2 separate regions of the Homo sapiens genome follow, and region 2 is linked to region 1. Evidence: chromatin loops called from intact Hi-C (ENCODE). Cell type or tissue: gastrocnemius medialis. All regions are shown on one strand. Each heading gives the region's core, and the rest is flanking DNA. Links, peaks and the distances in the headings are about the cores only. Region 1 overlaps LOC105369911 (a long non-coding RNA gene). Region 2 holds the start of LOC105369911 (a long non-coding RNA gene).

What was found. Hi-C counts contacts between places; a loop is a spot of excess contacts. Peaks named below come from ENCODE experiments on the same cell type or tissue, not always from the same donor. Only the 100,000 strongest peaks of a DNase experiment are listed, where the experiment ranks them.
Region 2: a loop joins it to region 1, with 7 times the contacts of the local background. A loop is called at or near these places in 5 of 110 quality-filtered maps.

The regions. Positions count from the first base shown.
Region 1 is chr12:93,886,949-93,902,690 of GRCh38, forward strand. LOC105369911 (a long non-coding RNA gene) reads right to left here. Exons shown (of 3, transcript NR_135017.1): 3 at 8,017-8,417. It also overlaps a transcript of CRADD not described here. Among named protein-coding and RNA genes, the nearest start is that of CRADD-AS1, 160 kb to the left of the region's middle. In gastrocnemius medialis, for the core only: CTCF peaks have their summits at 5,841, 6,048 and 9,696; DNase peaks (open chromatin) are centred at 6,813, 7,703 and 8,013; H3K4me3 peaks cover 1,328 bases; H3K27ac peaks cover 3,575 bases.
Region 2 is chr12:93,936,771-93,952,512 of GRCh38, forward strand. It overlaps LOC105369911 (a long non-coding RNA gene), which reads right to left and starts at 6,836. Exons shown (of 3, transcript NR_135017.1): 1 at 6,775-6,836. In gastrocnemius medialis, for the core only: a CTCF peak has its summit at 7,352; a DNase peak (open chromatin) is centred at 7,241; H3K27ac peaks cover 1,900 bases.

The sequences.
Region 1 (15,742 bases), core at 4,204-12,203:
GTGGGAGGCTGGTGCCATTCTGATTCTGCAGAAGAGAAAGCTGAAGTTCAAGGAAGTTAGGTGGGTTGCCCACAGTTATAAGCCTATAAACAGTAGCGTGAAGACTTGAATCCAGATCTTTGCACTTCCTGTAGTGTAACACAGGGAGGGTTCAGTGCATTTTGAATCTGCTAGTTTGTCTCTTTTGAAAATGAGAGAAAATCTGTGGGGAAATATGAGAATTACAATAGCTTACCCAATCGTCCAAAGGTCACAAAGCCCCAGAATTTGGAAACCTTGGGGTAAAAGGGAGATCAAAACGATGATTAAAAATGAAAAATCAAAGTCTCAGCTTCTGCTGCCTCTTGACACCAGGCACAGATACACTTTTAATGACAGGCTTTTATCAGATATTGCCGTCGGCAGATCTCAATGCCAGGGCCGCTAACGAGTGGAGGGTAAGGAAGGTCACAACACAGAGGATACAAAATAAGGATTTGAAGCCATGTCCGTCTGGCAAGAAGAAATTAAGCGAAACTCAGGAAGTTCTTAAATATGTCGAAGGAGACTGTGTTTCACAACTTCTACAAACAAATTCCAAAATACGTAGACTTCTAGGAAGCAGAGAAGTTAGCAAATCGCCAAGGTGTTAATAGTCGGTTCTTGGTATTGTTAAAGCACAGTTTGATTTGCACATCTGACTGAAATACTTGCTTTAGCAAGCACACTCTTTCCTAGTAGTGCCTCTTAATGCTTCTACTAAAAGGCAACTCATCTTTTTGATGGCCTGAGCACTTTAGTCACAAAAATAAAATTTACTGAGCACATACTACGTGCCTGGCTGTGACTAAGGCACAGGGGATACAAATGAAAACAGAATTACACGTTAACGTTTATGGAGTTCATAGCTGGATGGGAAAAGCAGTCAAGTCAACAAGGAATTATGGCATGTAGACTTCATGTATAACATGAAGGCAGGACAAGGTGCCCAGGGAAATGCAGTAGATGGGTACCTAACTCAGTCTTGGAAAGTCAGCAAAAGCTTCCCGGTTAAAGTGCCACCTGAGCTGAGACCCAAAGGATGAGTGGGAGTTAATGGAGTGTATTCTCAGTGGAAAGAGAAACATGCACAAAGGAATAGGGATGAGAGAATGGGGTGTGTTTGGGGAACTGAAAGAGATTCAGTCTGGACAGACTGTTAAGGATAGAGATGGCAGGCCGGGCGCGGTGGCTTATGCCTGTAATCCCAGCACTTTGGGAGGCCGAGGCAGGCGGATCACGAGGTCAGGAGATCGAGACCATCATAGCTAACACGGTGAAACCCCGTCTCTACTAAAAATACAAAAAAATTAGCGGGCATGGTGGTGGGCGCTTGTAGTCTTAGCTACTCGGGAGGCTGAGGTGGGAGAATGGCATGAACCCGGGAGGCGGAGCTTGCAGTGAGCCGAGATCGTGCCACTGCACTCCAGCCTGGGTGACAGAGTGAGACTCCGTCTCAAAAAAAAAAAAAAAAGATAGAGATGGCAGATAGATGGGTGGGGGCTCACCTTCTATACCATGTGAAAGCATTAGGGCTTTATCCCAACTGACTGTTGCAAGGGTTTAAGCATGAGGATAAGATGATCATATGTGTGTTTTAGAAAGGTCATCATTCTGTGCATGTGTTTCAGAAAGATCTGTTTGGGGATTTGGAGCATGCAAGGCAGGGTGGTGGGGTGTGGGATGGGGAGGGCAAGACCAGTAGCAGGAGACCCAGCAGCTGGAGTTGCTGTCATCCAGGCCAGAGATGGGGGTAGTCTAGTCCAAGTTAATCCATTAGAGCTGGAGAGAAGTAGACAGATTCAAGAGCTCCTTAAGGGGTAGACTGAACCAACCACATCTTGAGATTGTTGTCAGATGTGTGGAATGAGGTAGGGAAGCAGTCAAGAATGGCTTCCAGGTTTCTGGGCTGTATGGCTGAGGATACCAGCTCCTGGACCACAGAACCCTGCAGAAGGAGCAGGTTTCAAAGAGGTGGTGAGGAGCTCCATTTTGGAAATGCTGCTGGAGGAGTGGTGGGGTACAGCCAAGGGGAGCTGTTCCATAAGAACCACCGTCAGAATCTCAGGAGAGAGATCCAGATGGGTTGTGGAATTGGGAGTCATCGGCACATGGATGGCAGTTGATGCCAAGGCTGACATCATGTGACAAGGCTAGCTCCAGCAGCCCTGTCTTCAAAGAGGGTCTGGAAGCTCTCACTTTTTCCTGGTTTGTGCTTGTCGGACCATATGCAAGTAATTAAAACAGGACATTCATTAACATGCCACTTTATGCCTTTTAGTCTCCCTATGTCTCCAGGGCTAGTGGGTGAGGTACATAGAGAGATGCCATGCACATTTTATATAGGACCAAGTTCATGCAATGCCAAGCAGTGACAGAGCCCAGCTCAGGTTCCTCCAGGTGCTCTTCTGACCACACTGTAATTCCTCTGAGGTCACCCTAAAGAAAACACTCAATTCATAGACAATCATGACAGGACTGAAATTCATGATGACAGATAAAAGGGGGCATCTTTTCTACCAGGCTCAGTGGCTTTTAGCCTCTGCCATCCTCACCCCCTCACCCTTGCCCTCCACTGCAGCACTTCTCACCTGGTGTTGGCCTGTCTACCCCCAGCGGGTCTCAGAGGAAGGGCCGTGGCTCCATGGCTCCCAAGTCTCTGGACACTTGGCCAAGCGAGGGTTGTAAGTCATAGCCCAATCAGGCCCCAGCTGCTCAAAGATGCAACTGGAGGTGATGCCGTAACATAAAGAGATAGCCCCGGAAGTGATGCAATAACATAGGGATGTGGTCAGTAAATTGGGAATGGGAGAAGAAGGAGCTTTTCCTGCTGACCCCGGAAATCATGGTGCCATGGAGAGAAGGTAAAGTGGAGATCACCAGGGCTTGGGGCTTTGTTTTGGTTTTGTCTCAGAGCAGTGAGATTATTTTTCTAAAAGACAACTTGAAGGGAACTCCAGTATGTAAAATGGTTTTTAAAAAAAGACCTGCCCTAACAAAAGTAGGAGCCCTGGGGCCTGAGCCAGCTTCCTCTTCCTCACCCCATACATACTCAGCCCGGGCCTCCGAGCCTTCTTGCAACACTTTTGAAAACCGATAGTTTAGTCCATACCTTCCAGGATGGTGGGAAGTACATAAATTTGAAAGCATGGAATTATAGTCAAATTCCCCTGGGTTTAACTCTAGCCAGGCTGTTTATTAGCTGTGTGTATTTTGGATAGGTTATTTAAGTTTTCTGAGCCTCAGATTTATCATCTGTAGAATGGGGAGGGAGTACAGAATTGCTGTGAAGGTTTAAAGAGAAAAAATAACTAAAATATTGAGCACTGTGCTCAGCATTGAGTATATTCTCAGTACATGGGAATTATTGTTATCAATTGCTGAACATTTAGATATTTCTAGACAAGCTGGAAATCTGGATTTTAATAGATGGGCTAGAAATTGGGATTTTTATAAGAATCTCCCAATTTTTAAATGTTGGCAAGTAATTTTAAAAAATGAAAAACATTGTTTGAGCTCAATAAGACACGCTCCCGCAGTCAGTTTGGGACCTCTGTCCGTGCAGGAAGGAGGTTAGATCTGGAGGGGAAGGGCAGGAGCCCAGAGCTTGGGTCCCTGGGCAGGACTTGTGGGTTTCAGTCATGGGTGGAGACTGGCCCTGCCATCCTGCTGTAAATGCAACCAATTCTCAACCAGAAAATTTTTCAATCTACCTATAGCCTGCTTCCAGTTGTCCCACCTTACTGAACCAAACCAATGTTTTCTTTTGTTGTTGTTGCTTGTTTTTTCTTTCTTTCTTTTTTTTTTTTTGAGACAGAGTCTCCCTCTGTCACCCAGGCTAGAGTGCAGTGGCACTATTTGGCTCACTGCAGCCTCCACCTCCTGTGATTCTCATGCTTCAGCCTCCCAAGTAATTGGGACTACAGGCACGTGCCACACCTGACTAATTTTTTGGTATTCTTAGTAGAGATGGGGTTTTGCCCTGTTAGCCAGGCTGGTCTCAAACTCCTGGCCTCAAGTGATCCATCTGCCTCAGCCTCCCAAAGTGCTGGGATTACAGGCATGAGCCACCACGCCTAGCCCAATGTATTTCTTAAATGTATTTGATTGAAGTCTCATGTCTCTGTAAAATGTATAAAACCAAGCTGCAGCCTGACCACCTTGGGCACATGTTCTCAGGATCTCCTGAGGGCTGTGTCACAGGCCTCTCTCATATTTGGCTCAGAATAAATCTTTTCAATGGCGTGTGTGGTGGCTCACGCCTGGAATCCCAGCACTTTGGGAGGCCGAGACAGGCAGATTGCTTGAGGCCAGGAGTTCGAGACCAGCCTGGCCAACGTGGCAACCCCATCTCTACTAAAAACACAAAAATTAGCCGGGCATGGTGGCACATACCTGTAATCCCAGCTACTTGAGAGGCTGAAGCACAAGAATCACTTGAACCCTGGAGGCAGAGGTTGCAGTGAGCCGAGATTGTGTCACTGCACTCCAGCCTGGGTGACAGAGCGACACTCCGTGTCAAAAAAAGGGAATAAATCTCTTCAAATATTTTACAGAGTTTGATTCTTTTTGTTTACTCTGGGATGGGGACTGGGGTATGCAGGGAGGTGTGCATGTACACACTTATGTGTGTGTGTGATGGAAGGGGTTAACACCCAGCTGTTTGCAGACCACACTAGGTGCTATGCACGTATTACTTCATGGTCAATCTATTATTATCCCCATTTTAAGACTGAGAAAACTGAGGCTCAGAGAGGTTGGAGAACAGGCTGAGGTTCAGTAAGCTGTCATAGCTGAGCTGAGACTTGAATGCCGGTCAGATTTCAGAATCTGGGCTCCTCGCACTTCTCACCACACTGCCTGTCCCTTACTCCCCCCGACCTCCTTGTCCTCTCTCCTGCCACTTCTTCCCTTCCCTTTCCAAGAATATCCTGTTTTACCCACTACTGTAATTACCAGTATTATGGTTATACTTTCTGTTATCCATTTCAAGGATGTCATAGATTATGGTTTATCAAATGCTCCCATGAACAAGATCTCATTTGGTCCCAACAAACCCTGTGAGATAGACAGGTGAGTATTAAGCCCACTTTGCAAAGGAGAACAGAGCTCAGAGAGGTGGGAGATATACGTTGTGCACAAAGACCCCTGCTCTTCTGTCTCCAAATCCAGGGCTTCTTTGCTCACGCTGCTTTACCGAGCTCCTTCAAGGAGGCCCTGCAAAGCCAAAGTCAAGTGTGTGCTGATCGGCAGGTACACCCAATGTCTGTGAAACTGGATCTTGATTTTAAATTTCAATATTTTGATATTTTGTTCATCCTGGATTTTTGACACCAATTTTCACTTAAAAATATTGCATTAAAATATTATTTGATTATTGCGTTTATTTGGTGCCCCTAAATTTTGCACCACAGGCAGTGCCCCCACTGATCTCACCCCGATCCCAGCCCTGCGCCTGTCTGTACCAGTGTAAGGATTACGTTGTGATTGCAACTGTGACGTAAGCATGTGAGAGCGTTTTACCACAGTGCCGAGTCTGCCTGCCTTTTCTGACCCTTCTTTGTTCCTTTGTTTGGTTCGGAGTGTCACTCCCCTAATCTCCCTTCAAGGAACCCTGTCTGACTGGAATGATCTAGTAGGAGTGGGTGGGCACGTTGGGTGCCAGGACAGTGATGCCTGGCCTTGGAAGGGGGGCCCTTGCTGTTAGCTGGTGGGCGCTCTCAGTGCTTTGGGCAAGTGAACATAATGAAGCCTTGTTTCTGGAAGGGATCATTCGGGAATAAACTTTCATGGATACCTTCTTGCTCACCCCATCTGCTCTCCCGTGCTCCCCCTCCAGCCCTGTTGGCCACTAGGGAAATAGAAGGAACAGCTTGATCAAGGTTTTTCCTAGAAAAGCCTTTCCATGGGCCCATTATGGAAAACGAAGCTGTTTTTGTTTTCCTTGATTAATCACAGTGTCTTGTTTCCCAAAGCAAATGTGGCCTTGGCTCTTCCGAAAGAACACAGGCTGTGCTGTAAAGAAGGGCTGCAGCCGCCTGGTGCTTGACAAGGTCCCCAAGACGGGAAGGGACACATGTAGCCCTGTCCTCCAGGACTCGGCTCTTCCTTTTTTACCTTCCAGGGAGCTCAGGTTACCAGTTTCCTTTGTGTTTTTCTGCCAGTGTGAACAGGAGAAATATTAGCCTTTAGAGATTTCTTTACAGTTCCTTGAAAGCTGGAGGGGTGAAATCAGCCAGAGAATTATATAACAGCAAAGCTCATTTAAAGCAACAGTGTCTTTCTATAGGGCTGTGGTGGTTCCTTACCAGTTTTTGTTACTAACTATAAAGAAAAGGATGCTAATTTTGTGAATAAAATAGAGGGGCATTCCCTTCCCTCATTACTTTCTGTTTGTTCATTGGACGGACACAATTCCTAGGGTGTTGATTTAAAAAAAAAAAATTGAAGCCTCTTTCAAGGAAGACTAGGGGAAATCATGTACATTAACCTCAGGCAGACACGGCATACTTATTCTTGTTAGAAGTCAGAAGAAAAAAAATAAAGAGAAAAGCTTTCTAAAGCATTTGTTTGTTTTAATTTAAGAGTCACGGGGAATTTTATAAATACTCGGCTAAATTCTTCAAAGGGAGCCATGTTCTTTAAATTTAAGCACTAGGCTGGGCGCAGTGGCTCATGCCTGTAATCCCAACACTTTGGGAGGCTGAGATGGGCCGATCACCTGAGGTCAGGAGTTCAGGACCAGCCTGGCCAACATGATGAAATCCTGTCTCTACTAACAATACAAAAATTAGCCAGGCGCGGTAGCATGTGCCTGTAATCCGAGCTACTCTGGAGGCTGAGGCAGGAGAATCACCTGAACCTGGGAGGCAGAGGTAGCAGTGAACCACACCACTGCACTCCAGCCTGGGCGACAGAGCAAGACTCCATCTCAAAAAAGAAAAAAAAAAAAATAAGCACTAGATCATCTATTCCTACGTTGTTTGACCTAGAGCTTAAATACATCTCAAAGTGCACCACACACATTAGCTCAGCTGATCGCCATACTCCCTTGATTTGACCTTCTCTTTCTTCTCATTTTAGAGATGAGGAAACTGAGGCCAAAGGATTCTGTTACTTGCCTGGCTTCACAGCTCACCTGGAGATTCTGAACTGGCATCTTCCTCTCTCTGCCATCACCCCAGACCCTACCCTCTTTCCTCTACACCAGTGGTTCTCAATCAAGGGCGATTTTGCCTTCCAGGGGACATTTGACAATGTCTGGAGGCGTTTTTGGTTGTCACAATTCTGTGTATGTGTGTGGGTGGGCGGGGGGCAGGGGATTATGTTGGCATCTAGTGAGTAGATAACAGAGATGCTGCTAAACCTACAATGCTCAGATGGCCCCTAACAAAGAAGTATGTTGTCCAAAATGTCAATGGTGCAGAGGGTGAGAAGCCCTGGTCTATACAGAGCTCAGCAGTCCAGAGCAATTGCAACCTCTGGGAGTTGCCAAGAGCTCCTCTGCCCAGCAACAGGCTTGGCCTCTCTCCTGTGGCTGCCACAAGAGTTAAAGCCACTGTCTGGAATGCCCTTTGGCAGTGGCCAAGTGTCCCCTGCAGAACTGACTGCGGGACATGCGGTGCATCAGCCGGAGCTGATGTGTTTTGTAATTTATAGTCACAGGGCGCCTGTCTTCATTTAGCAGTAGGCCTGCTGGCAGCTTCCCTGCCAGGGAGGAAGCAAGTTCCACAGAGGCCCACAGCCCCCGCCAGCTGCCGGCCCGTGGTATTTGGGGACGGCTGTTGCTCAGAGACACCTGGGAATAGGCCGGGGCCGAGATGGCGCTGAGCACTCGGTCTCCCCTTCAGACCCATCCATCAGCAGCGGTCCCTGCCAGAAGATGGCCTATTGAACATTTCCAGAAATAGCACAGCCAAGCCCGTCAACTGCTTTCTTGGAAATACATTCAATAAGGATGGCGGTCCTCCAGCAGGGAGAGCAGAAAGCCTGGCCTGGATCAGTCTGCTGAGAAACAGCAATGCCTGGCTACAGGCCATGTCGGTGCCTTGGGAAAGGGGAGCGGTTCTCATGGGACTTCCCAAGCCCTGCAGCCTCTGAAGTCACTTCAAAATGTTCTCAGTATGGAGGGAGAGAGTCACACCTTGCAGAAGGCCTTAGGCCCTGCCGACTTCTTCTAACTCAGTGACCTGCACATCTTGCTGTGTTCGTTCAGACACCCCGCAGACAGGAAGGCGATTCAGGCTTGGAGGCAAGGTATTAACTGTCAGCAGAGAGAGACCTCTGCATCATCTGGGGAACGTTTATTGCAGTCCCTCCTCTTGTGAGCTTCACTCCCAAGTAGAACCAAAGGAGCATCAGCAGGGGGAGTATTTTCTTCCCCAATCCTTCGGTCATTCCTGAGGTACAGGAAATACAAGGCAAAGATGTCATATTGAAAGAAAAGCTTATAATTTCTACTCCTCCCCTCCCCACTTCCCACAGAATTAACTTTCCCTTAACTTCCCTAACAGGGGCCTGACATTGCGGTTTGAATTCAGCCACCCTGGGAATCTGCACCCTGAGCTTTCTCCAATTTCTGGGATGGCACAGTGATGGCAGGGCTTAAGAGTGCCTCAAGAAGGCCAGCTGCCTTTAAAAACAAGCTCCTGGAAGATGTAGGTGTCACATAAAAGCAAGAGACCAAAAACTCTCTGCAATTTGGGGTGTTCAGGAAATGTTGATTGATCACATTTTTTAAATTATAAGAGACTGCTGGACATGGTGGCTCACTCCTGTAATCCCAGCACTTCAGGAGGCCCAAGTGAGAGGATTGCTTGAGCCCAAAAGTTCAAGACCAGCCTGGGCAACATGGCAAAACCTCACCTCTACAAAAAATCTAAAAATTAGCCAGGTGTGGTGGTGCACACCTATAATCCCAGCTACTTGGGAGGCTGTGTGGGAGGATTCCTTGAGCCCAGGAGACTGAGGCTGCAGTGAGCCATGATAGTGCCACTGCACTCCAGCCTGGGTTTACAGCAAGACCCTGTCTCAAAAAAAAAGTGTAAGACAGTTACCAGGTTCATCATAAAAAATTCGTGGGACCTGGTTTTATTTGCAAGAGCCACTGACTCTCAGGACAAACAAGATTTGAAGCCCACACTGAGCTATAGGTGGAGGCAGGGCTGTGAGAATACAATACAGGATGCCCAGTTAAATTTAAATTTCAGGTAAGCAATAATATTTTTTGTATAATTGTATTCCAAATATTATTATTATTTATCTGAAATTCAGATTTAATGGGCATCAGGTGTTTTGTTCAATCTGTTCACTCCATTTGGGGTATAAATTGATCTAGTTTTTAAACTGATAACAGGGAACACTGACACATATTCAATACATATGAAAGACGATACCAGTTAAGAGAAGAAGAAGGAGATTAGCAATGAAGAGGGAAAGCGAGAGAAATACCAGGAAGAAAAGGAGATGGGCATAGCGAAGGAGAAAAAGTTCCAAATGAAAGAGAAACAGGAAGTGCTGAGGAGAGAGAAGAAAACAGGAATGTTTCTGAAGGACCAAAAATGTTTGATAAATTATGACTGTTACACAGAGAGCCATCTCCCTGGGAAATGCTGTTGAGTTGGCTAACCACTGTTCCTGGATCTGCAGCTCTTTGTTCTGTCTGGTAAAACACACAGTGACCACTAGGGAGAAATGACTCTCTAAGCCACAGTACCATTATCTGGGTCACTATTACCCCAGGCTCAGGTTGTTAAATAAAATTTATAGGAGGCCATTGCTTTGGACAGAGTCCTTCCACTGGGCTCCAACAGACCAAAGCAAACCAGAATAGTGTCACTTGTGCTACCTGACATGTGCTCAAACTGAACTTTAAAACGGGCCAGTTTTCCAAAAATCAGGAGATTTACAGCAACCAACTGAAAGTGAAGTGGTGTCATTCATCTGGGGTGATACCTGAGGTTCACTGCCTCATGCCAAAGAAATCGAGGATGCAGACACACACAGAGTGAGTTTAACAGGCGAAAGAAAGAGAATAGGTCTCTCTCCTGCAGAGAGGGGGATTCTCGAGTAGGTCTTCCGGTTCCATGGTGAAATGCACAGGGTTTTATAGATGATCTTGAGGAGGCAGTGTCTGATTTACATAGGGCCCAAAGGTTGGTTGGACCAGGTGTGTCATTTACATAACGTGCGAAGAAGATGGCTACCCCACCCTAATCTTTTATTATGCAGATATGTGCCATATTGCCTGTTTCTTTACTGTACACGTGGTGACAAAGAAAAGGGAAGATGGAGCCTCCATGCTGAACATGCCTGGTCCCCAGGTAGCCTTTTCCTATTGGCATAGCTGCCAGCATTCATCCATGCAAGCTTCCAGTTTGCTTATCTATGTTTGCAGCTCAACTTTTCAGGCCACTCTTTGTTAGAAAAGAAATGATTCGGGGGCTGCTTTTTATTAAAAGGGTAACCTTGCTGAGGACTCTCTTACCCTCACTAACTGCCTAATTTCTTTCTAGCTCCTGTATCAAAAGGGTCCCCATCCACCTGCACAGGCATGAGAGGGAAGTCCCCTGTGTATAAACCCTTTAAGGAAAGTAACTTTGAAATGACCAAGCCACTTCATGTTTCTTGATCTTGCTATCCCCAGGCTTTTCTGCCCATCCATCTGCTTGGTTCTTCAAAGCACCTTTTCTATTTTATAGATAAGATGCTGCCTGATTCACAAATCGATAATAAAAGCCAACTGGACCTTTAAATTCAATGTGTGAAAATTTTGTTCTTTGACAGGGTGAAGCCACATCTAAGGCTGTGTCCAACTCCAGGACCTAAGGGCCCTCCCTACTCCTCCCACCTCCACCCCCCCCCGCCTTCCCCCACAGGTTGCTGTCATTCATGGATTGAGGATTTTCGAAAAATTGGGATCTAAACAACAAAATGGATTTGGCTGCCACAATTCTTTGAAATTGTTTTGTTGTGGATGATTCAGAAAACCCTTCAACAGCTTCTTTCACCTCAGGGTCAATGTGTTTGAGGAGGAGAGTCATCGTAGGCCTGTGTGCAGACAATCGAGGTTCCTTGAATTATAAACACCCTTATTCCCATCCCCACAGATGGGAGGTCAGGTTGGCTTAACCCAAAGGGAGAAGACTATGTAGGCTGGGGGTAGGTGTGGTAAGAGAGGAGGCCTCCCAAGGAGGGGCCTGTAGTAGTTGGACCTGCCATCACCATGGACGCTACGGAATTGAAAAGAGGAGACAAGCAGGGACCCTCCTCTTAGGGGCCTGTAGGGGATGGACTGGTGGGAGAGGGTCAAGCATGGAAATAAAGGAAAGCCTTGAGTCCCTTTAAGGGAAATTCCAGGCACCTAGCTAGCCCTGAGGAGCTTAGCCCCATGCTAAGACCCTAGTCCAGATAACAACTGGATAAGCAAGAAGGTAATAGTAGCCTAAAACAGGCTGGGCGCGGTGGCTCACGCCTGTAATCCCTGCACTTTGGGAGGCTGAGGTGGGTGGATCACTTGAGGTCAGGAGACCAGCCTGGCCAATAGGGTGAAACCTTGTCTCTACTAAAAGCACAAAAATTAGCCAGGCGTGGCGGCGCATGCCTGTAATCCCAGCTACTTGGGAGGCTGAGGCAGGAGAATTGCTTGAGCCTGGGAGGCGGAGGTTGCAGTGAGCTGAGATGGCGCCACTGCACTCCAGCCTGGGCGACAGAGCAAGACTCTGGCTTAAAAAAAAAAGTAGCCTAAAACAATAGCCAAGGAAGCCAGAGTCACAGGATGTTTGGTTCCCTATAGAAACTAAAGATAGCATCTTAACGTGAGTCTCTGAGTTGTTTTTCAGAAACCTGGACTCTCACCAAACCCATCCCCCCTACATATAGATCTCAGATAAGGAGGAACTAGGAACTGAACTCTGATCACTGTACTTTGTTCTAAATTTCTTCCTGAAGGGCCTAGAGAAAGTCACACCCAAAGAGGTAGAGCTAACCTTTATTTCTGCTGGCCCCAGATTTTTAAACAAAGCTTCTCTTTCTTAACCAGTTGCAAATCAGAAAAGCTTTGAATCTACTTATGACCTGTAAGCCTTCTGCTTCAAGATATCCTGCCCTTTTAGGCCCAAACCAGTATGTAACCTGGGTATTGGTTTATGATTTTGCCTGTAACTTCTGCTTTCCTGAAATTTACCGCTGCCTTTAAAAACTCTTACCTGCAAGCCATCAGGGAGGTGGGGACTTAAGCATTAGTTGCCTGGTTCTCCTTGCATGGTGCCCTGCAAATAAACACCTTCCTTTCTCCCACTGCAAACCCTGATGTAGATATCTGATCTTACCGCACTGGGGAAGTGGACCCCAGTTAGATTCTATAATATAATAAAGGGGCTGCCTTTGGCTACCTGGGCTGGGGAGTAGGTCTCCCCATAAACTCCAGTGAGGAGCAGAAGAGACACACTAAATGTCTCACCATGCTAAGACGTCATTCCAGATACCTGGAGATATCTAGGCTGTCCATTTGGAACATCATCATTGCAACAATAACCTTTATGGAGCATCTACTCTGGGCCATTGCATGATCTGAATTGATCCTCAACAACTGAGTCAGGAAAAATTCAGTGTGGTCAAAGGAGAACAGAAAATTCCAGGCAGTATTTTCACATGCCTTGCAAAAAGGAAACTCTTGAAATAACTATAGAAGCTGGGGGCTGATAAGACCCTGGAAAACCAGGGTGTGGGCCAAGCTGGCTAAGACCAACTGGACCCAACATGGTGCTGCATTTGACCTAGGTTTCTCCCAAGACCTCATTATACCCTCACCCACCAGTACCATGATGTTTCCAGGAACACCCATATTTGGTGTAAAAATGGGTGGCACTACAGTTCCAAGAAATCCTCACCTTTTTCCAGGAATCTTTATGAATATTCCACCCCTTGGTTAAAGAAATCAATAATGATAGGAACCCCAAGCTCCATGTGACTCTGTCTTTTGAGTACGCCAGCACTCCCTTGTCTTGAGTGTGTATTTTTACTTTGCAATCAAGCTCTCTGTCTAGCCGGGCGCAGTGGCATATGCCTGTAATCCAAGCACTTTGGGAGGCTGAGGCAGGAGGATCGCTTGAGTCCAGGAGTTTGTGACCAACCTGGCAACATGGAGAAACCCCATCTACACACACACACACACACACACACACACACACACACAATTCAAAAACTAGCTGGGCGTGGTGGTGAACACCTGTAGTCCCAGCTACACAGTGGGTTGAGGTGGGAGGATCACTTGAGCCTGGGAGGTCGAGGCTGAGATCATGCCACTGCACTCCAGCCTGGGCGACAGAGTGAGACCCTGTCTCAAAAATAAAAATAAACAAATCTCCATACTTTCACTGTTGTTCAGCTCCTCCTTGAATTCCTTCTCATGAAAGTGTCAAGGGCCTGGACACTAGCTAGGGTCGAGGTCCCACCATTGTTTGGGGACCTCTCCCAGCCCACCAGTGTCACAGCGATCTCATGTTGTAGGTATAATATTATTTATATTACTACAGCAATGCCCTAAGTCAAGAGATGGAGAAATTAGGACTGCAAAAAGTTAAGTTGTTGTCTAAAAGTCAATTGATTAGTGAGTGTTGGGGCAGAGATTTGTCTCAGGGATGCCTCTCTCCCAGCCCAGGGATCATCCCTAACCCTCCAGTCAGACTGCCGGGTTCAAATCTCAGCTCCATCACTCACAAGCTGTGTGGCCTTGGGTAAGTTACTGAATCTCTCTGCATCTGTTTCACTGTGTGAAAAGTGGTAATAAAAATAGGACCTAGCTCATGGAGATGCTGCAAGGATTTAATGAAGGCTGGGTGCAGTGGCTCATGCCTGTAATCCCAGCACTTTGGGAAGCCAAGGTGGGAGGATCACTTGTGCCCAGGAGTTTGAGACCAGTATGGGCAACATAGTGAGACCCCCCACCTCCACACACACACACACAAAATTAGCCAGGCATGGTGGTGCCACCTGTAGTCCAGCTACTTGGGAGGCTGAGGCAGGAGGATTGCTTGAGCTTGGGAGGTCAGGGCTGCAGTGAGCTGTGATTGTACCACTGCACTCCAGCCTGGGTGACAGAGAAGGACTCTGTCTCCAAAAGAAAAAAAAAATAGATTTAATGAGTGAGAACTCTGACTTTTTTTTTCTCTTGCCCAAATTCCTATCTAAGGGGCCTGGAGAGTCACACCTTAGAAACCATAAAATCTCATTAGACAGGCTTTATTAGCCATTTTTTAAAATTTTTTAACTTTTTTTTATTGTGATGGGGTCTCACTATATTGCCCAGGCTGGTCTCAAACTCCTGGGCTCAAGTGACCTCCTGACTTGGCCACCCAAAGTGTTGGGATTACAGGTGTGAGCCCCCACACCTGGCTGAGTTTTATTAATCTTATATAATATGGCTTACTTTACAACCTGACTCAGATATAGCATCACATGACAGATAGCATACCCTGAAGGAAACCAAAATATTTTACCCCAAAATATATTTCTTTAACATATTTTGAAATGGCTGCCACAGGGCCAACAGATTGAAATGACTTTGCAAAGCCATCTTTTGTGGGGAAATTTTGCATCTGTAGAGAATCTCCATAAATGTAGCCAGGACTTTCCCCTTCTAGGTCTTTCCCTGATTAACTGAGAGTCTGACACCTTTAAAGTCTGAGAAGAGACATTCACCATCTATTCTCTCTGAGGGCTGCCACCTATAACGTTCATCTACATCAGAACCTTGGCCTCCACAACCTCCTTATCTTAATTCAGGCTTTCCTTTCTACTGATTTCAAGGATTTAAATCAAGCTTTGTGATGTCACACTTTTTGGGCCAATCCAACGTATACTTTCCACGTATTGATTTATGATTTTAACTGCAATTCCTGTCTCCCTGAAATGTCTAAAACCAAACTGTAACCTGACTAGTTTAGGCTTCCTTTCTCAGTTCCTCTTGAGATTGTGCAACCTGGGATGAAGGTACTCACATCGGCTTGGAATAAACTTCTTTAAATATATTTTGGCAGAATTTGGTTTTGCCATTAACATAAGTTTATAAGTGTAAAGTACTTAGGACATGTCTGTCACATACAGAACACTAAGTATTAGTGCTATTATTATTCCTATCATTGTTAGTGTTCAGTTATTTCCAAGAAATGATACGAGCCTGATGGGCCATCAACATTGTCCTTGGGAGGGTGCAGCAGAAGGGGCTGGTTCTGCCTCTGCTCTGTTCATGTTAGTGGTGGTGAATCTGTACGGTCTGTAGCAACCTCAATTCTTGCCCCTTCAGAAGAAAGAATTTGACCAAGGGGCATAAGACAAAGGGAGAGACCAGGGCAAGTTTTAGAGCAGGAGTGAAAGCTTATTAAAAAGTTTTAGAGCAGGAAAGAAAGGAAGTAAAGTACATTTGGGAGAGGGCCAAGTGGGTGACTTGAGAGATCCAAGTATCCTGCTTGACCTTTGACTTGGGGTTTTATACGTTGGCATGCTTCTGGAGTTTTGCATCTCTCCTCCCTTGATTTTTAACTTGGGGCAGGCCGTCCACATGCACAGTGGCCTCCCAACACTTGGGAGGGGCTGCATGTGCAGTGCGTTTACTGAAGTTGTGTGCACGCTCACTTGAGGCGTTTTCTCCTTATCAGTTGAGCATTCCCAGAGGAAGGTCATTTACCAATTAAACTCCATGATTTTGCCTCTTAGTGTCCATGCT
Region 2 (15,742 bases), core at 3,446-11,445, 49 kb after region 1:
ACCTTGGCCAGGGTGCTGGGGAGGGTCCTGCTGCTCCCAGCATTAATCCTTCAGTGACTACATCCTGGGGAGGCCTGGAACTGGCTGGAGTGGGAGGAACAGAAAGGAGGCATGTGGAGGTCTTGGGACAGCAGCCTTTTATCAACTCTCCCAGAAGTGTTTCTGTAATTTTACAATCAGTGCTGCCAACGTGGTGCCCAATGGCTGAATATCAGCCCAGTCATAATTACATTAATCAAGAAATAGAATAGTGGGATAAAGATGGGAGGAATGAACTCCATTTGGGTGGGAAGTGGAAGCATTAACAACAGGGTCCACCAGACCATCAGAACCACAGAGGGGAAGGGAAGGGCATTTCAGGGAGAAAGAAGAGCACAAAAAGGCTGGTGGCAATAAATGAAAACAGGGCCTACAACCTGTTTTCTGTGGTCAACTAAGGAGGTGAAGTTAGGGGTTCAGAGGGTGGGGAGGTCAAACATTTATGACAGATGAGACTGGAGGGACGTAGAGACCTGGTACATGATGTCTTGACTGGGAATTCTGATAAAACCATTTTTTGTTTGTCTTAGACATGTAGACATTCTTGGGTTATTTCTTCACTCTAAAGCATAAATTATTGAATCTTTGAATAAAAATTTTAACCAAGTATTATGTATAATGAACATCTTCATCCCACAGAGACCTCCATTGTGTCCTCAGTGCCTCACATGCCCACTGAGGCACAGGGTCCCACTGGCCACTTCCTATCGGGCTTGTCTTACAACTGCATTTCACCTCCCAACAATCTTGCTGGAACTGGATTTCTTTGCAAAACACCAGACTGCTTAGATGAGTGCCTGACTTTTGCCTACATAGTCCCAGGCCTCTTCCCTGGGGCTGGATACTTGCTACTCCCCTTTCTCAACCAGGGGCTGCAGATTTGCTGTGAATGAAAGTATCATTCAGAATCACACCATGAATTCCCAACTGCCTTTAACACCACTTTCACCTGGATTCCCACTGGTTCCATTGATCTGCTGATTTGGATTCCCTTATATTACCAAGGCCTGCAGGTAGGACACCTGAGGTCAACATGGGTGCTCTAAAATGTGCTTCCTGCTATTCCCCTCAGAGGTCGGGTGCCATAACCACGTGAATTTCTTCAACTCTCCGTTCCTGTCTTGCAGAATCCCAAATATCCGAAGTGCCCTGCTCTTTCCTGCTCACCCTTGTTAATGGAGAGCCATCATGCATTGTGCAAGAGTCCCATGATGTGATAACAACAAAGAAAAGCAACTTAAGTTGTGCTTATCTCTACAAGATGTCCAACTCTCAGTGCAAATATTTAGACAGGTTTGGTCTTCGTGAATTTGATCGCTCTTGAAAGAGAGGATGTACAACGCTCTAGACAGCCAAATGGAGACACAAGCTCAGTGCAGGCAGGGGTCTGCTGAGGGGGTCTGTTAAACCCCTGTATCATCCGTTCTCACACTGCTATAAAGATATTACCTGAGACCAGGTAATTTATAAACCACAGCGGTTTAATTGACTCATAGTTCTGCATGGCTGGGGAGGCATCAGGAAACTTGCGATCATGGCAGAAGGAAAAGGAGAAGCAGGTACCTTCTTCATAAGGTGGCAGGAGAGAGACAGAAAGAGAGAGAGAGAACAAGAAAATGCAACACTTTAAAACCATCAGCTCTTCAGAGAACCCACTCACTATCATGAGGACAGCATCGGGGAAACTGCCCCATGATCCAACCACCTCCCCTGACACGTGGGGACTACAACTGGATATCAGATTTGGGTGGAGACACAGAACCAAACCACATCAGTCCCTATCTGTTTTAACAGATTTTGTTTTTCCTGCTCATTTTAAACCCTGGTGACCTAGGTTTATCAACTCAAGAGTAGAAATAAGGCATAGTAGAAAAAGGTCTTGAGGGTTGTGAGGACTGAATTCTAGTCTTGACCATATGGACCTTAAGCAAGCTGGGTTACTCAGCCTCAAATACCTTCTCCTTCTATAACTTTAGTTTCCTTAGCCTTAAGAGGGGACTGGGGGCTTGACCCCTTACTAAGATGGTGATTCTCATTCTTCTAGTGCTTGCAGCACACTTTCAAATAAAAGAATGTGGATAGCACTATTGAAAACTTTAAAAGACTGAAAACAATACAAAAATGTCAGCAGTCACTAAGTACAATGCTGACTGTAATACAACAGTGTCTCCCAGTTACCATAAAATTATCCACAGTTATGGCTCAATAGCTGACCAGCTTCACTACTTCATGGGTTCTTTGAATGGAATGGTTTACAGCCCTGACCATACTCTCTTATATACCCCAGAGTCAGAGGTTTCCCACATTCTGGAAGCTCTGCAATCCTTCATTAGCCTTGGCTTGACAACACACCCATATCCCTTAGAGCACATTTGTTCCAAGTCACGCAATCCACACATCTCATTGTTGTATCAGACACATGAGCCGAAATATTGAGGACTCAGATGAACCCAGACTGGTTTTATATATTAACAAAAATTGGGCTAAATATTGAAGATGACTGCTCCAAGGGCATGCCAGCTAAAAAGTTTTATAGTTCTATGAATTAAAACAATAAAACATTTTGAGAAAAGAAAATCTAGTTGAGGTAGAGTATTTAATTAAGGCATTGAGTCTATGTCAGTTAAAGAAGGAAATCCTTGTTGATAAGACAGAGAGCTCTGAGGGCTTAAAGGGGCCCCAGTGAACCTACAGAGTTTGAAGGGCATTGTCAGAAAAATGAATGGAATAAATCACACAGAATATGGGTAGTAATGAGACAGAAGTTCAGCTTCTCTCTGTTTCTAACAGGTATATATTTTTTAGAAAGTAGCATTTAAAGTTTTTTTTTTTTTTGTAGTAGGAAGCAATTATTTTTATGTTCTTAGAGATTATTATTTTGGGGGTACTAAACTATTGGCTCCATTGTATTCCTATAAATTATTTTTCATTTCCTCTAATGCTCTTTCCAAACATCTGTTAGTTTATTGTTCTGGGCACAGAAAATTATGATCAGTTTAGTAGTTGCATAATACAGATTCAGATTCGTTTGTCAAGGACTGGAAAAGATCACAGCACTTCAGAGCCAGGCAGCAAATGGATCAAAGGAAATCCTTATTTCGTATACTATAGGGTGAGATTTATCTTTAAATATCAAAAAATGGACATTTGGAGTTTATATTATTATCATAAAAATACTGTTCTGCTTCTGAGAAAACAAGCTACCCAGCTAACAACCTGCACTTGTGCCAAGAAATGAGGTGGGTGTGAGTAACGAGGATGGTGATTTTTCTTTTCCTCTCTAGTGAGCCTCATTCAATGGGTCAATGAGTTTACTTTAGTGTCTTCTCTATGCCAGACATGTGCTCGATGCTGGGGACGCAGAGATGAGTGAAAACAGACAAGGTCCCTGCCCGCATCTAGACCAGCTGGGAAGACAGGCAACTGTGTAAGCAATTGCCTTAAATTGTAGTGAGTGTTACAACCAAGAGCGTAGACACACAGTGGAAGGCCCATAAAGGGAGATTTAACCTGGCCCAGACATCCAGAACACCTCAGTGAACGAACACCTGGGGGACAAGCAGAAGTTAACGAGTGAAGTCTGGGCCATGGAAGAGTGGGTCACAAAGAAATGAGATAAGGGAGGGCATGGTTCCCAACAGGAAGTGAGTGGCAGTTCAGTCTGGGTGAAAGACAGAATATAAGATGATATTGTGAAGATGCTAGTACTGAGAGGGATGCAGTAGGCAGGTCACACAGGGCCCTGGAAGCCACATTAGTTTATCTAGGAACAATGGGAAATCGTTGGGAAACTTTAGAGAGGACGCTAGCATGAGTGGATTTGTGTTTTTGAAGAATCCCTGGAGAGGACTGGTAAAAGTGTATGTGTCTGTGTGTGCATAATACACAGACTTTTACCAGTCCTGTCCGAGATGTACATGCTCACATACACACTAGGCAATCAGAGAATCTATCTACAAAGCCATTTTCCCTTTCCATTATCCATCCACAAACTTGATGGCTTTCAGTTGAGGAATTGAAATAGGGTTCTCCACTTGAATAAGATGAGTGAGTAGGGGTTCCTTGCCAATAGTAGGGGCTTGATTTCCATTTCACAGATGTTGAGAGACAGTTGTTTCTTCAGTAGCAGTATATTTTTTACGACACTGTGCCCATGGCAGGTGTTTGGCCAAAACTACCTCCAGTGCACTGCCCGGCATCTGTCCTCCTCCTGAGAATCCCTCTGGAGGCACCTTGCTCCTTTCTTTCTAATCTTCCTTTTCTTCCTCTCCAGATCTGGAGACTTTCATCAGCCCTAGGCGAGGGGCAATATGGACAACATTGGTGTTTGGGCTCCAAGCTACTTTTTATGCCCAACTTCTCTTCCTTCTGATTTCTTTCCATTTTATAGCATTCTCATCTCTCCAGTTACACCAACTGGCCCCACATCTCTAAATATTATCAGAAGTCTTTAAAAAATGACCCAGAGCATTTTTTTCAGCTTCTCCTAGTTGTCTATCTCCTCTCTTCTTCTGACCCCTGTTAGGGTTGCGTGAAAACTAGCATTACAATATTTCTGTTCCATCTATACCTGATTACCATAAAGTGCAATGACTATGCACATCACTGTGTTGGATTAATCTGGGCTAAGTTTTATTGGTCACTATGTCATATTCATGTGGTTACTGATGTAACCTGGCTGTTTTTATACACTGTGATCAAAATCTAGGGCAGTGATCATAATCAAGGCATAAAGTAGGGACCAGTCTGCCTCGTATCTCAAAAACTGTGCAGTATTAAGATGACTGTTGGGCTTCTATTAAAGGTAGCTGTTGGCCGGGTGTGGTGCCTCATGGCTGTAATCTCAGCACTTTGGGAGGCCAAGGCAGATGGATCACCTGAGGTTGGGAGATTGAGACCACCCTGACCAACATGGAAAAACTCTATCTCTACTAAAAATACAAAATTAGCCAGGCATGGTGGCGCATGGCTGTAATCCCAGCTACTCAGGAGGCTGAGGCAGGAGAATTGCTTGAACCCGGGAGGTGGAGATTGCGGTGAGCCAAGATTGCACTGTTGGTGGCTTCCTGGAAGACATCATGTTGAATGAATGAAGTCATGAGTAAATAAACGGAATGTGGAGCTGCACTGCCAGAATTAACCCCCTGAACAAAAGTAAAGAGCATCCCAAGTTCAATGAGGAGTACCCTGGGTAAACAAGGAACTCCTGAGAGATGAAAAAATCCAAGTGCCTGCGCTCTACACTGGGACTTTGGTTAACAGGGCAAGGAAGAGAGCTTTTGGAGATAATACTTGATGATGCTATACAGTGTCCCCTTAGTCTCTGAGATTCTTATCCCAAGTAACCCAAAGAAGGGAGATAAAAAGGAAAGAGCAGTCTCCCATTTGGAAGTCAAAAAGGCATTATAATCTCTTAGGAGTACACCCTCTCCTAAATTCCAGGGCCTTGGCAGGGAAAACACTGATATTCATGGCAGCCAAAGAAAATGACCATATCAACTGAACCAAGAGGACACAGCAGCAGCAGAGATCAAGAGGGACAGTGGCAGTTGGACTGTAGCAGTAGTTACAGAGGAAGGGAGTAAGCCACACAAGCAATTCTGGAATAAAGGGAAATGGCTTGAGGGCCTTGCAATTGCAATGATCTCCTGGGGTTGAAGCTTAAGTTCATTCACATTGTGACTGTCACCAAGGCTTTAGGTCATTCATTTAGTTTTAGTACCTCATTTACATACCATCTGTGTGTCAGGCACAGTGGCTGTGTTGGCCTAGGCCAGGGGTCAGTGAACCTTTTTTGTATAGCTCCAGAGAGTAAATATTTTAAGTTTCATGGGCCATATGGTTCCTATCACAACTACCTAACTTTGCTGTTGTAGTGCAGACACAACCACAGACAATGAATAAACAAGAATTTGCTTATTGGATGTGTTCCAATAAAATTTTTCTTATAGAAACAGGTGGTGGGCCACATTTGGCCCATGAGTCTGCTGAGGCTCAGAAAATGATCCCCAGTGTGAAGGCCTCAGAAACAGCCTCAGAAGTAAAGTCTCTTTTGGACCTTCTCCTGCCCTCCTGTCTCTCGCCTCTCATTCTCCCTGAGGCTAGCCATAGAAATAAGAATTCCTCTTCCCCAAGGCAGGTCACAGAAACCAGAACCCCTTCTCCAAAGCCAGCCGCAAAACCTAACAATATTACTCTAACTTTCTCCCTCCCTTTTTGTGTGGGAGTTGGCCATGAAGAAACTCTCTGACCTGGGCCGGTGCGGTGGCTCACTCCTGTAATCCCAGCACTTTGGGAGGCCAAGGCAGGTGGATCACGAGGTCAGGAGATCGAGACCATCCTGGCCAACATAGTGAAACCCCATCTCTACTAAAAAAATACAAAAATTAGCCAGGCATGGTGGTGCATGCCTATAATCCCAGCTACTCGGGAGGCGGAGGCAGGAGAATCCCTTGAACCAGGGAGTTGGAGGTTGCAGTGAGCCAAGATCGCACCACAGCACTCTAGCCTGGCGACAGAGCAAGACTCTGTCTCAAAAGAAAAGAACTTCTCTGACCTGCCTTGTCTGATTGTAGGTCATAAGCCTCCCATTCCAGAAAGCGTCCTGTCCCATATCCAGAAAGCGTCCTGTCCCATATCCAGAAAGAAGCAATGCTGCACAGAGAGGCCAGGAAGAACCTGAAAAGACAGGCCTTGCTGGGTCTCCCCACTCAGTCTATTCCCATTAGCTCTTACCCTTTTTATCCAGTTGCAGGCCTACACAGCTGTCCATTCTTCATCAAACCCCAGCATAAAAATGGACAGTTTTCCCCATGTATTTTTGTCTTCACTCTGAAGGATCCCATGTCACATAAAACTATGTTTAAAGAAATTTGTTATGAGTTTCTCTTGTTAACCTATCTTTTGTTAAAGGAGTGTTGGCTGTGGCCCTTATGATGGGGAGGAGAGGGATCACTCCCTTTCCACCTTTACAGGCAAGAGTTTGCCAACCCCTGATTTACAGGAACAAAGTGTGCTAGTTATTTTGTTGCCTTTCAGATCAAATCCACAGACTCCTTCTACCCTGCCCTTTATTCCAAGAGGCTGCCCTCTGCAGACTATGATACCCAGGCTCCTTGCCTTCTGGCTCCTGGTTAGGCTTGGGTAATCAGAAGCATGAGAAATGAATCAGAAGTTGGGAGGAGAGAGGGGTGGAGAAATGTTGTCACTCTACACCCTCCCTTCTGGGCTGGGCTGTGGCAGTGGCTGTGCTCGTCTATATCTGGTCACAGCTCTGCCTGGTGGCCCATACCCATGGCTACACCTCTCACTCCGTTCCCACAACAGCTCCTTCATCATTCACCTTCAGCCCTAGGGGGTTGGAACTAGTGTCCCCCTGTTCCCAGCCCTACATGCTTCTCTATCCTTTGTCTGTTTCCCTTCGTAAAACTCTCTTCAATTGCTCCTTTGAGTGTGCCATCTATTCCCTGCCGGACAGTGTTTGAATACGCCCTCGTGGTGGACATTCACTGTTTTTAGATGTAACGGTATTGTTCCAACCTCAGATCCAGGACGGGATATGTAATCTAGACATGGCCAATTAGGGCACTGAATCACTCAAGCCACAGTAGTTGGTTCTGGAATGTTCACATGAACCAAGTTGTTTCTTTTTCTTTTCTTTGTCTTGCTCTGTCACCCAGGCTGGAGGGCAGTGGCATCATCTCAGCTCACTGCTGCAACCTATGCTTCATGGGCTCAAGCGATTCTTGTGCCCGCCTCAGAGTAGCTGGGATTACAGGTGTGCACTACCATGCCTGGCTAATTTCTGTATTCAGGTTTTTCCGTTGGAGGAAATACTAATACTTACATAGAAGCCACCAAGAAGTGCCATCTATTCCACTGAATTTGAACCTAGAAGAGTAAATTTGAAGCTTCCAGAAGCTACTATGTGAAGCCTGAGGACAAGGCCCAACATGAAAGAAGGCAAAGTCCAGAGGTGGCCTTGTATGAGTCCTTGGAACTGGCTGAAGCTAGCTCTGCTCATCAATGATTTGTCAATGAGACAGTAAAATTCCTTATTTTTTTCCTCAAGAAATTCTGTCACTTGTATTCAAAAGCAAAACTTATTTCTTAAAAAAACAAAACCCTTAACTACTTTATACCAATGTATTACATTCTCTGGATTATCTAAGCAAGGGGCCAGTCCGATGTCATCTTTGGATTAGATACACACTAAGGCAGTGTAGTTAAACCCCACTGAATTTCAGCAGGGATAGAAGCCAGAGTTGGTTTGCCATCAACCCACTTCCAAAAGGAAATGGCAGGAGTCCAGCAGCATCATGTAGTTACAATCTCCCATGCCAGGAAGAAACATCTCCCAAGCTCAAATTCTACCCACTTTGACACTTGAAAAGTAAAACATCTTCATACGAATGAATGGGGAGATGGGTGTGATTGCTGGCAGTGCAACAATGAGTTGAAGCTTGATTGTTTATTAACTGTTGTAAACAAATTATGAATTTGTGCCAGTAGCCAAAATAGAGACAACTGGGCATAATAAATATTAATTCTCAAGGAGATCATCTAACAAACTACCTAAAAGATCCTTTGTGGACTCCAAGGGTGTTAATTATATGAGACTTTATTCTCTATTCATTAATTCATTCAAGATTTTGTTGAGTGAATGTCAGCCTGCTACAGTACAGGGCTGGCAAATTGTTTCCATCTCTAGTGCTAATTGTGGTTATAGCTGCTCAGTGGGCTGTATTGAAAAAGACTGAGTCCAAATCTGGGCTTCATGAGAAAGAGTATCATGAAGATACTCTTCATGATACTCTACATTAGAGGTGTCTTCTGTGAAAGTGGAACAAAGGAGTGTCTGAGGTATTTGTCATTCCTGCAAGTTGGAAAAGGCCTTATCTGGCATGAGAAGGAGTAGATTTGGGGTAAATCGTTTCCATCTTATGTGTCTTTATTTCCTTAAATTGGTAAATCGAGGAAGTTCATCTAATAATTTTTAAGGTTCTTCCTTCCTACTCTTATTTATTTATCCATTATTTTATCTGTCCTTGCATTTGAGGTGATTTCTCACCTTGTGAATGCATTCCTCCCTAGCATAAAAACCAAAATCTCATTTTCCTAGCCTCCTATGTAGTAAGAATACAGCAATGGGATCTAGGTCCATCAGTCAGATACATCTGTCCTACATTTGTTTAGAATATTATGTAGGAGATGAGACTATTTCACCCCAAAATATGGCTGTAGGTGGCCAGAATGTGTACCCCAAATATGCCTCTTTAAAATAAGGATCACTTTGAGCTGATTATTTGGGGAGACAGTAGACACAGGAGAAGCTCTGAAAACAGAGTAGAAGTTAAGCTTTTGTAAGAGAAATTTGCATCTATAAAGGAAATCTCCATCGTAAGGGTGTCTCATCTCTGTAGAAGAAAAAGAATGAGTCTAAGTTACTAAAAACTCTTATCAATAGAGAAGGCAACTTAAACACAAGTAAGGTTTTTTTTTTGTATAGTTACCCTTGTTTAAGGTGCTTTTCCTCCCTCTAACTGGGTAGGAACTTTCTTTGTTTCAGAGAATAGTATTTAAGCTTGAAGTCAAAGCTATGATACTTCTGAGATTTATTCAAAAGCTTTGAGATATTTCCTGTATTATTTCATTTATGTTGCTATAAAGGAATACCTGAGGCTGGGTAATTCATAAAGAAAAGAGGTTTGTTTGGCTCACAGTTCTGCAGGCTGCACAAGAAGCATGGCACCAGCACTTGCTTCTGGTGAGGGTCTCAGGCTGCTTCAACTCATGGTGGAAGGGGAAGGGAAGCTGGCACGTGCAGAAATCACATGGTGAGGGAGGAAGCAATGGGGGTGGGGGAGGTACCAGGCTCTTTTTAACAACCAGTTCTCGAGGGAACTAATGAGCAAGAACTCACTTATTATGACAAAGATGGCACCAAGCCATTCATGAGGGATCTACCCCATGACTCAAACACCTCCCATTAATCCCTACCTCCAACATTGGGATCAAATTTCAACATGAGGTTTGGAGGCAATACACATTCAAACTATAGCATTCCCCCTGAAGGATCCCAGGGAATTTCACACCACAGTATGGCATTCTGATATGCTGATTGTAAAAAATTAAAGTAAAATGCTGGGAGATACTTCACACTGATATTGACTTATTTACCTTAAGACCAGCCCTGCCAAATAGAATACAATCACCTTCCATTACCCTTCCCTGAATTTGATTATCTATCATAGGTAGAAGACTGAAGAATCTACATCTGGATGAACTTCTTCACAAGATAATATCTAATTTTGAAGACAATCATTTACAAGCTAATTTCTGTCCCTTGGTTCATTCATTTTCCCTAAGAAACATTTTACTACTCCTCAAAAGAAATTCCTACCATTTTCCATCCCTCCTCTCCCCCTTATGAAGAAGGGTGTGTAATCATCTGGACCTCATTAGGTATTTGGGTAATCACTCTCCTGTGATTTTCCCTTGTGCATTTTAAAATTAAATTTGTATTCTTTTGCTCCTACTAATCTCCTTCTTATCAGTTCACTTTCAGTGAACCTTCGGAGGGCGAAGGGGAAGCTTTCCTTCTTTGACCCTACACCTGAATATCTCCCATGTGTACATACATGAGGTATACATGTTATTAAACTTTGTTTTTCTCTCATTTTGTTACAGCAGTCCATTCCAACCAAGAGCTCAGAAAGGGGAGAGAAAAAATTAATTTTTTCCTCCTTACACTAGTGATGGTGCACAGAGTCCATCTGGCAAGGATAAAGGCAGAGACATTCTGTTCATTAAAGCAGCAGTGATAGGGCCAGCTCTGGTGGCTGTCCCAAGCAGGGGGCAATGATGACTTCACTGAGCAGCTCTGCAGCACAGGTTGGGGCACTGTTCCTGTCTGCTAGCCTCTAATCTTTTGTCTCTGGGCCTCCCTTGGAGCCCTTCAGCTGTTTAATTCTTTTTGAAATAAACTCATTTTACTGCTGAAATGAGTCAGAGTGGATTTCTTTGTCTTCAAGGAACTCAAAAACATGATCGGGACTACGATCATAAGATCGTATGTGCCTTCAAATAGAATTTATTCTCCTTTAAAGATGAAAAAATTAATTATGTTTTATAAATTATGAAGAGGATGCTTAGCTAATGGTTTTCAAAATGTATTTTATCATAATTATCAGCAGGATAGTTGTTGCAAATGGATAAATATGTGTTATAGAGAGGTTATTCTCACTTGTATCGTCTTCATTATTCTAAGTGCACTAGAGAAAATGTAATTCCTTCAATGTTTTTGTTTCATAGCTTTACATTGAGAGAAGAAACCCTCTTCTTAATCGTTGCTAGTGTGATTTTCAAGAGTTTGCAGGAGTATTTTGGTAGGATTTTATAGTTTTAGTAATTCCTTTAATTTTCTAATGAAGATTAGAGCTAAGTATCTCATAAGGATAAATGGCCACAGCAAAGAAACTCACTTGACTAATTGCCCTTATGGAGAGTTTCTTTAAAGGATGAAAGAAGTTCTTGAGACTTACCCCCAAATTCTGTGTACAAGAAAGATCACATAGTTTTATTTTCTTTAATAAATCAAAACTCCCCCTCTACCTCCAGCCCACCATGCTAAGGAAACATAGGTGTTTAGTGACTCGTTGTAGGCTAATGGGGCTTAAAATGGCTTTACCTCTTTCCTATTATCCATCAACAACCATGCTCCCACTTTTCAAATAGTCAATAGACATATTGTTGACTTTTTATGCAAAAGTGGTATTTATATGCAAATTCAAGCTCCTTCTTTGTAAACTGTTGTTCTCAAGGTCTTCCAGTGTTGAAATTTTGGAGCCTAAACAATTAGGTTTCTTCCTTCTCTTGTCCTCCCAGCCATTCCTCCCCTAGGAACCTTAGACATTTCTGGTGTCTTACAGCAGCACAAAGACTTACTGGATACAACTTCTAATTCCGGCCATGAGAGAAAAATAGATACCAGACTTGTCTTCTCACTTTAATGTATTTTTGTGTCCAAGTGTAATGTCGGACACAACATATGAAGAAGTGGTTTCCAGGCATTATAAAACAGACAATAGAGGAATATAATTCTTGAGAGGAGAAAAACACACAAAGAGCTTCCCATTCATCTCCATGAAAATTCAATTTATAAGAAAAAAAGTAAATTAACTAGGGGCACATTGCAAATAAAGGCAAAGGGAGGTGGAACCCAAAGAGAATAAAGTGTTTTTCTGGGCAAAGTAAAGAGAGATCAGAGTTCAGAAATGCTGAGGCTGCTTGGAATTTTCAAAGTAGGATACTTGAGAGGAGAAAGTCCCAAATTTTGCATATGGGTTTCCTTGAGTCTAGCTGAGTACTAAGCTGCATGTGTTCAGGGTTCTCTGATAGAGAACAACTACTAGTAGAGTATGAGCTGAATAAGGGGTTCAAGATATTCCAGTTTTGATAAACCAGAGGGTAAAGACTTCACTAAAAATCCACAGCAATTAGTTGACCATTATAATGACCAAATGTTAGAAGTAGGGCTATTCTAGCCCTAGAGTAAGAACAACTTTAGACTTACCCAATAAAGCCTAAAATCAAACCCTGATTGCCTTAAACCATTTGGGCTACTATAACAATTAAACAATTTGTGCTACTATAATAAAACATCTAAGCCTCGATGATTTGTAAAGAAGAGAAGTTTATTATTCACAATTTTGGAGGCTGAGAAATACAAGATCAAGGTACTAGCAGGTCAGTATGTGGTGAGGGCCCAATCTTTTCTTCCAAGATGGCATCTTATTGGCTTACCCAGAGCAGAGGAAAACTGCATCCTTACATGGTAGAAGAAAGGGGAAAAGAGGGCAGAATGGTGACTGAAGCCTCTTCTATAAGGGCCTAATCCCATTCATGACGGAGGAGTCCTCATGACCTAATGGCATCTTAAAGACCACATCTCTTGATGCTGTCACACTGGCTATTAAGTTTCAACCCATAAATTTTGGAGGGGACACATTCAAACCATAGCACTGACAGACCAAGTGAAGTTGAAAGTAAATTAACTGCTAGTGAGAATAAAACTCAGCACTAATTAAAGGAGGACTGTCAACCAAATAACATTCTAAAGATTCAGCACACAATAACAAATTACTAGATAAACAAATAAGCAGGCAAATGTGTTACATATCCAGGAGAAAAAAACAGTCAATACAAACAGATCCAGAGTTGACAGAGATGTGAGAATTAATGAGTCAGGACTTCAAAACAGATATAATAAATGTATTCAAGGATTTGTTAAAATATTGACATTGTATACAGAAGAGAAACCTAAACAAGGAAGTGGAAATTATAAAAAAGAACAACTATAAATTCCCAGAGTGAAAAATGCAATATGTGAAATAAAAAATTCTCTGGATGGGCTCAATGGCAGATGTGCCATTGCAGAAGAAAAGTTCAGTACACTTGCAAACCGGTTAAAATAAATTATCCAACTTTGAAAAAGGATTTAAAAAATAAATACAGCCTTAGTGACCTGTAGGGCCGTATCAAGAAGTCTAACATATTAGTAATTTTAGTTCCAAAAGGAGAGAAGAGAAAAACCGGGAAAGAAAAATACATTTGAAGAAATAATAACTAAACTTTTTCCAAATGTGATGAAAAATAACAACCCGCAAGCCTCAAAAATCTGAACAAATTCCAAGTGGAATAAGCACACAGAAAACTATTTCTAGCCATATCATCATCCAATTTTTGAGAACAACAATGAAACAAAACAAAAAATTCTTAAAGGGATAAGTTATCACAGGAGAATGATAAAAATATGCACTAACTTCTCATCAAAATCAATGCAAACCAGAGAACAATGGAATCACATTTTAAAGGCTAAAATGGTAGGGACACCCTATCAACCTATAATTCTGTATTCAGCAAAAATACCTTTCCAAGGTAAAGTAGAAATAAACATACTTCCATAGAAACACACGTTGAAAGGATTCATTACAATAGGCTACACTACAGAAAATGTTAAAAGCAGATCTTCAGGTTGAAATAAAATGATAACAGAAGGTTGGGCTGGGCATGGTGGCTCATGCTTGTAATCCCAGCACTTTGGGAGGCCAAGGTGGGCAGATCACTTGAGGTCAGGAGTTCGAGACCAGCTTGATCAACATGGCAAAATCCCGTCTCTATTAAAAATACAAAAATTAGGCAGGCATGTGGTGTGCACCTGTAGTCTCAGGTACTTGAAGGCTGAGGTGGGAGAATCACTTGAACCCAGGAGGCAGAGGTTGCAATGAGCTGAGATCGTGCCACTGCCCTCCAGCCTGGGTGACAGGAGGAGACCCTGTCTCAAAAAAAAAAAAAAAGAACAGAAAGTTGAATCTACATGGAAGAATGAAGAACACCAGAAATGCTAAACATGCAGGCACATATATAAAACATATTCATTGTTTTTTTATTTGTTTAAAAGACAATTGAATATGTAATATATAAATAATAATGTATTGAGGAGGTTTGTAACATATACAGGAGTAAAATATCTGACAATAACAGCAAAAAGGATAGGAGGACATAAAGGAGTGTATATTGCTTAACCATACTGTGTATGCGTGAGGTGGTATAATATTAAATTCATAGTAGACTAGAATAAATTAATGGTGTATGTTGTAGTTCCTCTTAAAAAGACAAAATAAACAGGCATAGCTAAAAGTTAATAAAGAAGATAAAGAAAATACTAAGAAATATTTGTTTAACCCAAATTAAGGCAAGGAAAAAAGAACAGCTGTAGAGGACAAATGTATTGAAAAGGACAGAAACAGCAAAATGATAGGGTTAAACCCTATGTTATCAATAATTACATTAAGGCAAATGGACTAAACACTACAATCAAAAGGTAGAGACTGCCAAGCTAGATAAAAGCAGGGCACAAATATATGTTGTTTACATGTCCTAAACATAAGGATACATATTGGTTAGGTGTTAAATTTGGGGGAAAAAATATGCCGTGCAAATACTCACTGTAGTAAAGCTAGAATGACTATATTAATATTAGACAGTAGATTTCAGAGCAAAGAATACTGTCAGAGATAAACAGGAATACTTCATAACTGGGTCAATTAATCAGAAATCTATAATAATTCCAAATAAACTTACACCTAATAACAGCTTCAAAATACACAAAGTGAAAATCCGACAGAACTAAAGAATGAAGTAGACAAATCCGTAAATATGATTAGAAATTGTAATACCTTTTACTCAGTACTTTAAATTATACAGAGTAAGTTGCTGATTACCCAGAATTAAGTTACAAATCAGTAACAAAAAGATACCTGAAAAATTCACACATCTTTAGAAAGTAAGCAACATACTTCTAAATAATCCACGGGTCAAAAAAGAAATCATAAGAAAAACTTTAAAATATTTCAAAATGAATGCTAATGGGAAAGTACAATATGTTAAAACATGTGGGCTGCAGCTAGAGAAGTGGTTAGAATGAAATTTATAGTTTTAAATGCTTTATTGAAAAAGAAAAAATATTTAAAGTCAGTGATCTGAGCTTCTATTTTAAAAATCTACAAAAAAGAACAAATTAAAGCTAACATAAGGAGAAGATATGAAATACAGAGCAGAGAACAATGAAACGAAAAAAAGCAAATAATAAAATTGATATACCTCTGGCAAGACTGATCAATAATAAAAAGGAAACACAAGT